Linked DNA regions of Homo sapiens: regions 2 and 3 are each linked to region 1. Evidence: chromatin loops called from intact Hi-C (ENCODE). Cell type or tissue: dorsolateral prefrontal cortex. All regions are shown on one strand.

What was found. A loop is a pair of places that touch in the nucleus more often than their neighbours do. Peaks named below come from ENCODE experiments on the same cell type or tissue, not always from the same donor. Only the 100,000 strongest peaks of a DNase experiment are listed, where the experiment ranks them.
Region 2: it touches region 1 in a loop (4-fold over the local background); 41 of 110 quality-filtered maps call a loop at or near these places.
Region 3: a loop joins it to region 1, with 7 times the contacts of the local background. A loop is called at or near these places in 9 of 110 quality-filtered maps.

Annotation. Positions count from the first base shown.
Region 1 is chr17:3,047,549-3,050,048 of GRCh38, reverse strand. No RefSeq gene overlaps it. Among named protein-coding and RNA genes, the nearest start is that of OR1D5, 15 kb to the left of the region's middle. In dorsolateral prefrontal cortex, CTCF peaks have their summits at 971 and 1,170 (motif pointing left); a DNase peak (open chromatin) is centred at 1,058; H3K4me3 peaks cover 1,843 bases; H3K27ac peaks cover 1,533 bases.
Region 2 is chr17:3,646,641-3,649,140 of GRCh38, reverse strand. It overlaps CTNS (cystinosin, lysosomal cystine transporter), which reads right to left. Exons shown (of 12, transcript NM_004937.3): 4 at 1,619-1,697; 5 at 210-294. The region is part of intron 4 of LOC105371493 (a long non-coding RNA gene); the gene reads left to right. Among named protein-coding and RNA genes, the nearest start is that of CTNS, 11 kb to the right of the region's middle. In dorsolateral prefrontal cortex, a CTCF peak has its summit at 1,151 (motif pointing right); a DNase peak (open chromatin) is centred at 1,160; H3K27ac peaks cover 732 bases.
Region 3 is chr17:3,723,501-3,726,000 of GRCh38, reverse strand. ITGAE (integrin subunit alpha E) reads left to right here. Exons shown (of 31, transcript NM_002208.5): 27 at 2,257-2,313. It overlaps HASPIN (histone H3 associated protein kinase), which reads right to left and starts at 2,098. Exons shown (of 1, transcript NM_031965.2): 1 at 1-2,098. The coding sequence starts at 2,065. It also overlaps a transcript of P2RX5 not described here. RefSeq lists an enhancer at 1,413-2,168 and a silencer at 2,038-2,197. In dorsolateral prefrontal cortex, a CTCF peak has its summit at 2,168; DNase peaks (open chromatin) are centred at 1,494, 1,790 and 2,120; H3K4me3 peaks cover 1,411 bases; H3K27ac peaks cover 525 bases.

The DNA.
Region 1 (2,500 bases):
TCCTGGGCTGGCTTCTAAAACAAACTCTACATTCACTTTTATTATCTAGAGCCCTCCCTGTTCCCATTCTGATGTGTGTCACCTCAGCCTTTTATCTGCGTATGTGTATTCAACAGGACCCAGGTCTGGGCCTCTGCAGCGAGGCTGGGCAGCCTCTCCTGGTGTATAAGTAGCCACTGGTCTGTTTTGCATGAGTCAGAACCCAGCGATTTCATGACAACCTGGAGTGCGTGTGTGCCTTGAGATGGTTGGGAGACAGAATCAGTTTTATGCACCAGCCACTACAGGCACCTGTGCCTCAGGCCTATAAACTTTCCAAGGATTCATAAAATGCTTGAATCCTGAAAGAAAAAAAATATTTATTACTAGCTCCAAAATGCTAAAAGCGCAAAGTTGAAATTACTAAATATTTATTTGAATGCATACGAAAACTGGCACATCAACTTGTCAAGAGAAACTCAAGTTTTCTAGACGGTCACCTACGTATCCTGTTTACTGTGGGATGCGGGTGCAAGAAGGCCCTTGAAGGTCCGGTACTTGGTCTTCCAGCCCCTGGCTGGGGCTGCCTCCCACTCGCCCAGCGTGGTCTCCTCCCCGGCCATAACCCGAGCCAGGGCTCCACCCCAGCCTCCCGTTCAGCCCGCAGCAGGGTATCCAGGTCTTCAGTGCAAAGAAGACACCTCCACCTGCCTCCCGCCATTTTCCCCTGAGGGCTGTTGAGTCCCACAACCCACCCCGGGGACAGCTGCCGCTCTGGAGGGTTCTGAACCTCGTCCAGCCCCGTTGACCGCGAGCCCGAGGCACACAACGGTGGAAAGAGAAACGAGCTTCCAGCAGCGTACTGCACCCCTCCACCCCCAGAAAACCCAGATCCCCAGCCGCTGGGAAACTGAGAGCAGCGGTGGGACAGCAACCAATGGGAAGCCCAGGAGGGTGGGACTCCTGTTTGACTGACCAATGGGAGTTCCTCGCAAAGCCGGACCTCACGGCCTGTTGCACACCCGATTCCACTCCCCGGAGGGGCTGAGCAAAGTCGCAGGCCCGGAGGCGACAGCCAATGAGGAGATGGAAAAGGCGGGACACCGGCAGAACCAGCGAATGAAAAGCCTGGAGAGGTCCACGCTCCAATTCCCTTCGCCGCCCGCAGCTGGATGTCGCCCTGTGGTTCCGCAGGTTGCGCGCGCCATCCAGTGGCAGCCGGGCGGGGAGGTATTCGAGATCCGTGCGTCTTCTCCGGAACCCCTTCGTAGGGCTCCCCAGTTTCAGGAGAAAGGATGACCCTGCCCGCCCTCCACGTCCACCGGGGAGCGAAATCGTCCTGGGCCCTCCATCCTTCCTGAAAGCGTCCTTCTTTCCTACCGCCCGTGCTCTTCTTCTGAGAAAGCATCGGAAGCTAGGATTCTAAATTCCGTTAGAAGAACACTGTGCAATGGCAATGGCCTATCAGACCGTTAGATGACCAAAGGCGCTGATAAAATGTAACATTGATTGGTAATTAAAAAAAAAAAAGAAAATGAAATTTTTAGTCAACAGGAATTAAACAAACCTGAATTTAATGACAACTCAGAAAACCATAGTGAACCTCACAGTGTTTGAAACGCCAGACGCATTCCTATGAAAGTCGAGCTGGATGCGAATGCCCCTGCTCTCACCGTTTTTATGTAATGTTTTGGAGCGCCCAGGCAAGATATAAGACTTCAAAGGGGGCAAGGCGGTTAAAACTGGGGGGCAGGAGGAAAACAAAATATTATTATTTCAGGTGAAATGATTTATACTTGAAAATCAAGAAACATTAAAAACTAGAGAATTCAGTCAGGTCTCTGGAAGAAAAATATATTTGTGTGTGGAACGTGTTGTCTGGGAGTATACAGAAAAAAATAAAGAAAAGGAAAGAAGACTATAGATATCCTACATGCTAGCATCAGAGATGTTGAGGAAAGAAGACCCCATTCGCTGGAAAAACGAAGGCAAATTTTTCATATGTAGGTGATATGATTCTATACTTTGAAAGACAGAGCCCATTAAAATTGTTAGGAACAATAAGAGAATAGGATGAGTTGGCTGGATGCAAAATCAATATACAAAAATTAATTCTATTTCCGTACGCAAACAACCAGGCAGAAAATATAATGGTAAAAATATCCTATGTGTAATAACAGCAAAAAAAAGAAAAAAGAACTGAGAATAAATTCAATAAAAATTTTATTATTCTGGCCAGGCACGGTGACTCACGCCTGTAATCCCAGCACTTTGGGAAGCCAAGGCGGGTGGATCGCTTGAGGTCAGGAGTTCAAGACCAGCCTGGGCAACATGGCGAAACCCCATCTCTACGAAAAATACAAAAATTAGCTGAGTGTGGTGGCAGGCGCCTGTAATCCCAGCTACTCTGAAGGCTGAGGCAGGAGGATCACTTGAACCCGGGAGGCAGAGGTTGCAGTGAGCCGAGATCACACCACTGTACTCCAGCCTGGGCGACACAGCGACACTCCATGTCAAAGAA
Region 2 (2,500 bases), 600 kb before region 1:
TTTGCCTCAGGTTCCTCACTATCACCTTCTTAATTCCATCTAATGGCATGTGATACTCATCCCCAAAAGACACCAACAAAGCCAAAATCACAGATTTCTAGGTTGATGGAACAGGGGCCGCCTAGGAGACCTGTTTCCACCAGCTCTTAATTCAAATGTGTTCTGTTACCTAGCATTTCCCTACCCATCCGTTAAGATTGGTTACTTACTTCATCGGGGAGCTCAAGGATAGTAATATTTTTGGAACGAAATGTGATTTCAAAAGTGATCACCAGGGTTGCATTTAATGGTGGCCTGTGGAGGACAAGAGTCTAATTACTGCTGAGAAGCTGGACAGTGAGATCTCAACCAACCCTCTGGATTTCACATCTGGCCTTCAACTCTCAAGCAGTTAGGCTTAGGAAATGCTAGGTGCTCCACCCTGATGGGTAGCCAGGTGGAAATCGTGCTCCCGTAGGCCTTCCTGTCTTAATCAGGAGACCAGGTGTCTGTCCCTTCAGGGTAGGGTGAGAACAGAGAAGAAAGCAAGGTGGGTGTGAATGACAAATGAGGCATCTGGAGGCCCAGGACCGTGGCTCCCTGCTCCGGTGGGAAAGGCTTCCCAGAGAGTCGGGTCTGAGTGGGGCCTTGTGTGAGGGCCAGCATTTGACTGAAGGAGGAGAGGGCTCAGGCAGGGAATGAGGAGGGAGCAGTCCGGACTTGGAAAGCTGGGAGAGGCATCTGACGGGAGAAGGCAGATGTGCTGGCTGGAAGCCGTCTTCTGGGCCCTGGCCCTGGGTTTAGAGGCCTGGAGTTAATCTGAAAGGCAGTGGGAGGCCACTCCAGGGGCCTGGACAGTTGTGGTAAGAGATGACTTGTAAGATTTGCAGGGGGAGGGTGTGCAGAGACAGAAGGAGCTGGGAGCGGAATGGCAGGCCTGCTAGGGGCCTCGGAACCAAAGCTTTGCTTTCAGGCCAGATCTCGCAGGAGAGGCGAGGAAGGGGGAAAGGCATAAAGAGAGAAGGAGAGGGTTCTAGGTCTTCTTCATCAGGGAATCCTCACGGCTGGGAGGCAAGGGAAGGACAAAGCAGCTAAGAGCAGAGAAGGCAGAGGCAGCCTCCCTGGCACAGACTGGACTAGGTCGCGACGTTTGTGCCTAAGCCAGCAGGTGGCAGCAAGTGAGACTCCCAGACAAGGCCCAGCATGAGCGGCATTCACCCGACGTGGCCACTCCTGCTTCTGAAAGCAACCTCAGAAGTGCCAACCAGCAGCTCAGCTCCCTGCCCCTTGACCTTCAGGGCTCTCTTCAAATACTTAGTCTTAGAAAGAATCGCTTTGAAATCTGGCCTCAACACCGGTCACACAGGACTCTTCCCATGCGGGGAAAAGACGCACGTCTCTGGGAGAAGCACCCCTTCCTTCTCCTGCCAGGGAAAGTGAGGACTCAGGGTGGGGGTCAGCCTTTGCGATCCCATCCTGCAGCCCGGGGCTAGCACCATCCCTTTTTCTAGGGCTTGTCTTACAGGTAAGAGGCAAGAATAGCGCATCTGAAATCTGAACAGACTGAGCCAGGGGTCAGCCCTGACCCAGCTGCGGGGCCTGAGCGGAGCTGAGCACAGCGCCAGGCCCAGGAACTTACCGCAGGGTGAGGCTGACGTTGGTCGAGCTGCCGTTCTCCAGCTTTACGACAGGAGGAACAGTGAGGCTGACGCTTGACTCTGGAAGGACCCAAATCAATGACATGAGGCACTGGGTCAGAGTTCAGGCCTGTGACAGAAAACTGGGCCGAAACCCCTGACATCTGAACTCCTGAGCTCTGACTCTCTGACGAGCCCTATTCTGTGATGGGACTGCAAACACAGGCCCTGGTTAGCTTCCTTCCCCACCTGCTGCCAGAGACAGAGATGGAGGAAAACAGGCCTGAGCAGGAAACGCCGGAGCGTCCTCCTCCCGCTGCGATGACAGGCTCTGAGAGTCTGCGGCTGAGTTAACCAGAGATTGTTAGAGAACCATGGAGCCCAAAAATCATTACAGGGGAATTCCAGCGTGACCTGGGAGCGTAAAAGGCAGCCGTGAACCACCTCTTCAGATGAAAGCACAGGGGTCTCCTCTGTTCATGAAGTCAAAATGGTCCTGAAGAACTGGGCCAGCCCCTTTCCTGCACTCTCAGAGAGACACATGGGCCCAGCTAATGAGTTTCTAAGGAGCCCTTTGGGGTCCCTTCCCAACCCAGCTCACCCTGGCACTGGTCCCCTTCCTGGGGCTGACTATCTGCGGGGTACTGGAGGAGGAAGGGTGAATAGTTGTTTCACTCTGAGATTTCTTCTTGGCATTAAGCTGTTAACTCAGAATCAAGTTGACAAACAGGCCCCCAGATGAGGGAAGAAGCAGATCTGGGTCTTAGGGTCTTAGAAAACCATCGTGGGGCTGGGCGTGGTGGCTCACGCTTAGAAACCTGGCGCTTTGGGAGGCCAAGGCGGGAGGACTGCTTGAGCCCAGGAGCTGGAGATCAGCCTGGGCA
Region 3 (2,500 bases), 680 kb before region 1:
TGTAGTCAATGATGCTCACTTGCAACCCACAGCTGGGGATAGTGCTGCTCTTCCCATTGAGGGTGTAGTGGAGTTTTTTGAGGCTGGTTTTCTTTAAGAGCACGTTCCCCCAGTGTAAGTCTCGGTGCTCAAAGCGCAGTGATGCCTCTGCCACTGCGAGGGAGGCTGTGAGCTGGTGTAGAATGCTCTTTGCAGTAGCCAAGGAAGACAACTTGGTTCGCATTTGCTCTAAGTCAATCCCTCCAAACTCAAATTCCAGCACAATGAAGAGCTGGTCGTCTTTAAAAAAATCAGGCCGGTCATTTGCAGAGCCTTTGGTTGAATTATAGTGATCCCAGGCTTTGAGGAGCAAGGGAGGGTAAGATCCCTGGACACAGTGCACTGAGTTCAGCCCGATAAAGCCTTCTGTGCGGTTGCACACTTCACCGGATAAGAGGCTCAACTCTTTGGAGATGATGATCTCTGGCAGGATTTCCTCAAAGGTTTTCTGATGGGATCCATTGACTAAATCTGGTCCTTCAATAGCAATGATTTTTATGGCTACGGGTGTGTGATCAGCAATTGTTTGAAACACTTCGCCAAACACCCCTTCCCCAATCTTCTCACAGCGTTGCAGTTTTTCTGTGGGAAGGCAATGGCTAAAGGGGACAGGACCCTTCTGACTGCATTCCCCATAAACCTTTTCAGCATCAGATGCCTTTTTGTTTGAAATACTTAGAGTGTTTAAGGGGCTTAGCAAATACATAGAGGAGGAGTGCCAAGAGGACGGAGCACCACTTGTTCTGTTCATGACAGGCCGGTTTGAACATTCTGATAGGAGGGATCCAGAGAGAGAAGTGGCAGTGGTATAGATGCTGCAGACCTCTGACACATCAGTCACAATTTTCTTCTTGTGGAAACTGAAGGAAGCCCTGGTTTTGGTCCAAAAGCAGACATTCTGTAAAGGAGTCAGGTCCTGGGTGGGGAACGAATCTTTTCCCAGCTTTTGGCCCTTTTTAAAGCGGTGGGAATGGAGGAGAGAGGTTTCCGTTGCCTCCTGATGTTTGCTCTTCCGGCTTGATCTAGTTCTCTCCAGCCTGTCTATTCCCCTTGGCACAATGCGGCCCTTGGGAACACTGGCCTCCTGATGCTCTCTCCGGACGGCCTCTTGAAGCCCTCTCTCTTGACAAGAGTCCTGGCCTGTGGCCCTCCTCTTGCCTGTGCTTGACAGACCTGGACCCTCTGGTCCATTTCCCACCACCAGTTTCCTTTTACAGCAGGACTCTCTCATATTCTTCCCATCTGCCCGAAACTCAGAATCCTCAGGGGTTCCTGAGTTCATAAGGCCAAAGAGAACTGACCTGAGGCTGGCGCGGGTTTGGTGGACCATCCTGGTGTCCTTGGCTCCTCCTGTCGCTTCCTCCTGGGAGCAGGGGAGAGATGCTCGGTCCAGGGAGACTTCTGGGAGGTGGAGGCCGCTCGGGACGGCTGAGGCTGCAACCAGACAGGCGGAGGTGCCGATCGAGATGACACTGTCCCTTGGCGTTGGGGACCCGGGGCAGGGCGAGGCCAGAGAGCTGAACAGGGAGGCACTGATGCCCAGCTCGTCGCCGTCCCTGGGCTGGCCGCACACGCTGAGGTCCGGGCTGAGGCGGCCGGAGTCGCGGCTGGGGAAGGGCGGAAGTCGGAGCGGGCCGCAGGGTGTGCTGCACTTCTGCGGGGGCCGAGCTCGCAGCCCCAGGCGTCTTGGGGTCACGGTTAGGCTTGGGCGAGCTCGCAGCTTCCAGCGCTTTGGGGTCACGGTCAGGCTGGGCCGGTCCTTGGGCACTCGGCCGCCGGGACGCCTCCGCCGCCGCCTCACCGGGCTGCCGGGGAAGTCGGGGTCGTCGGGATCGTCAGGATCGTCGGACTGCGAGGGGTCGCCGATGCTGGCGTCGCTGCTGCCGCTGCTGTTGAAGAAACGCCTCCGGTCCTGCGGCGGGAACCACTGCGCGGCTTCCCGGCCCGGCCGCCGCTGTCTCCTGCCGTCCGCAGCCCCATATGTGCGGAAAAGCCGGCTCCCAGGTCCCGGGAGCGAAGCCGCCATGGCCGGCACCCGCCAAGAGGTTCAAACGCAAACATCGCGAGACTTCCGTGCGACGCGGACGCGCCCGCCTGCCGCGGGGTCCTAGCTCCCGGCCCTGCGCATGCGCACCTCGCCAGGGCCGGGGCCGGGACGGGACGGAAAACTGGCGGCTTGGTTTGTTCAGCGCGTCGCGGTCATGGCTCTCGTTTCAGGCCTCCACGGTGTGCACCTGGAGTCAGGAGCGCGCTTGTGCGTACAGTTCGGTTCAGGTAAGCGCGGCCGTCCCGAGAGGCCAGGGGAGGGCGGAGGGCCTGAAGCGGGTAACGAGAGGCCAGGAGACTGTTTTTCCTGGGTTACCCCTGCCGGCCAGTGCCGGGGGCTGCCAGGCCCTCCCTAGCTTCGTCCCTGGGTCTCAATTGCTCCCGCTGGAGCTTCGCTTGGGCCGAGGTGAGCGCT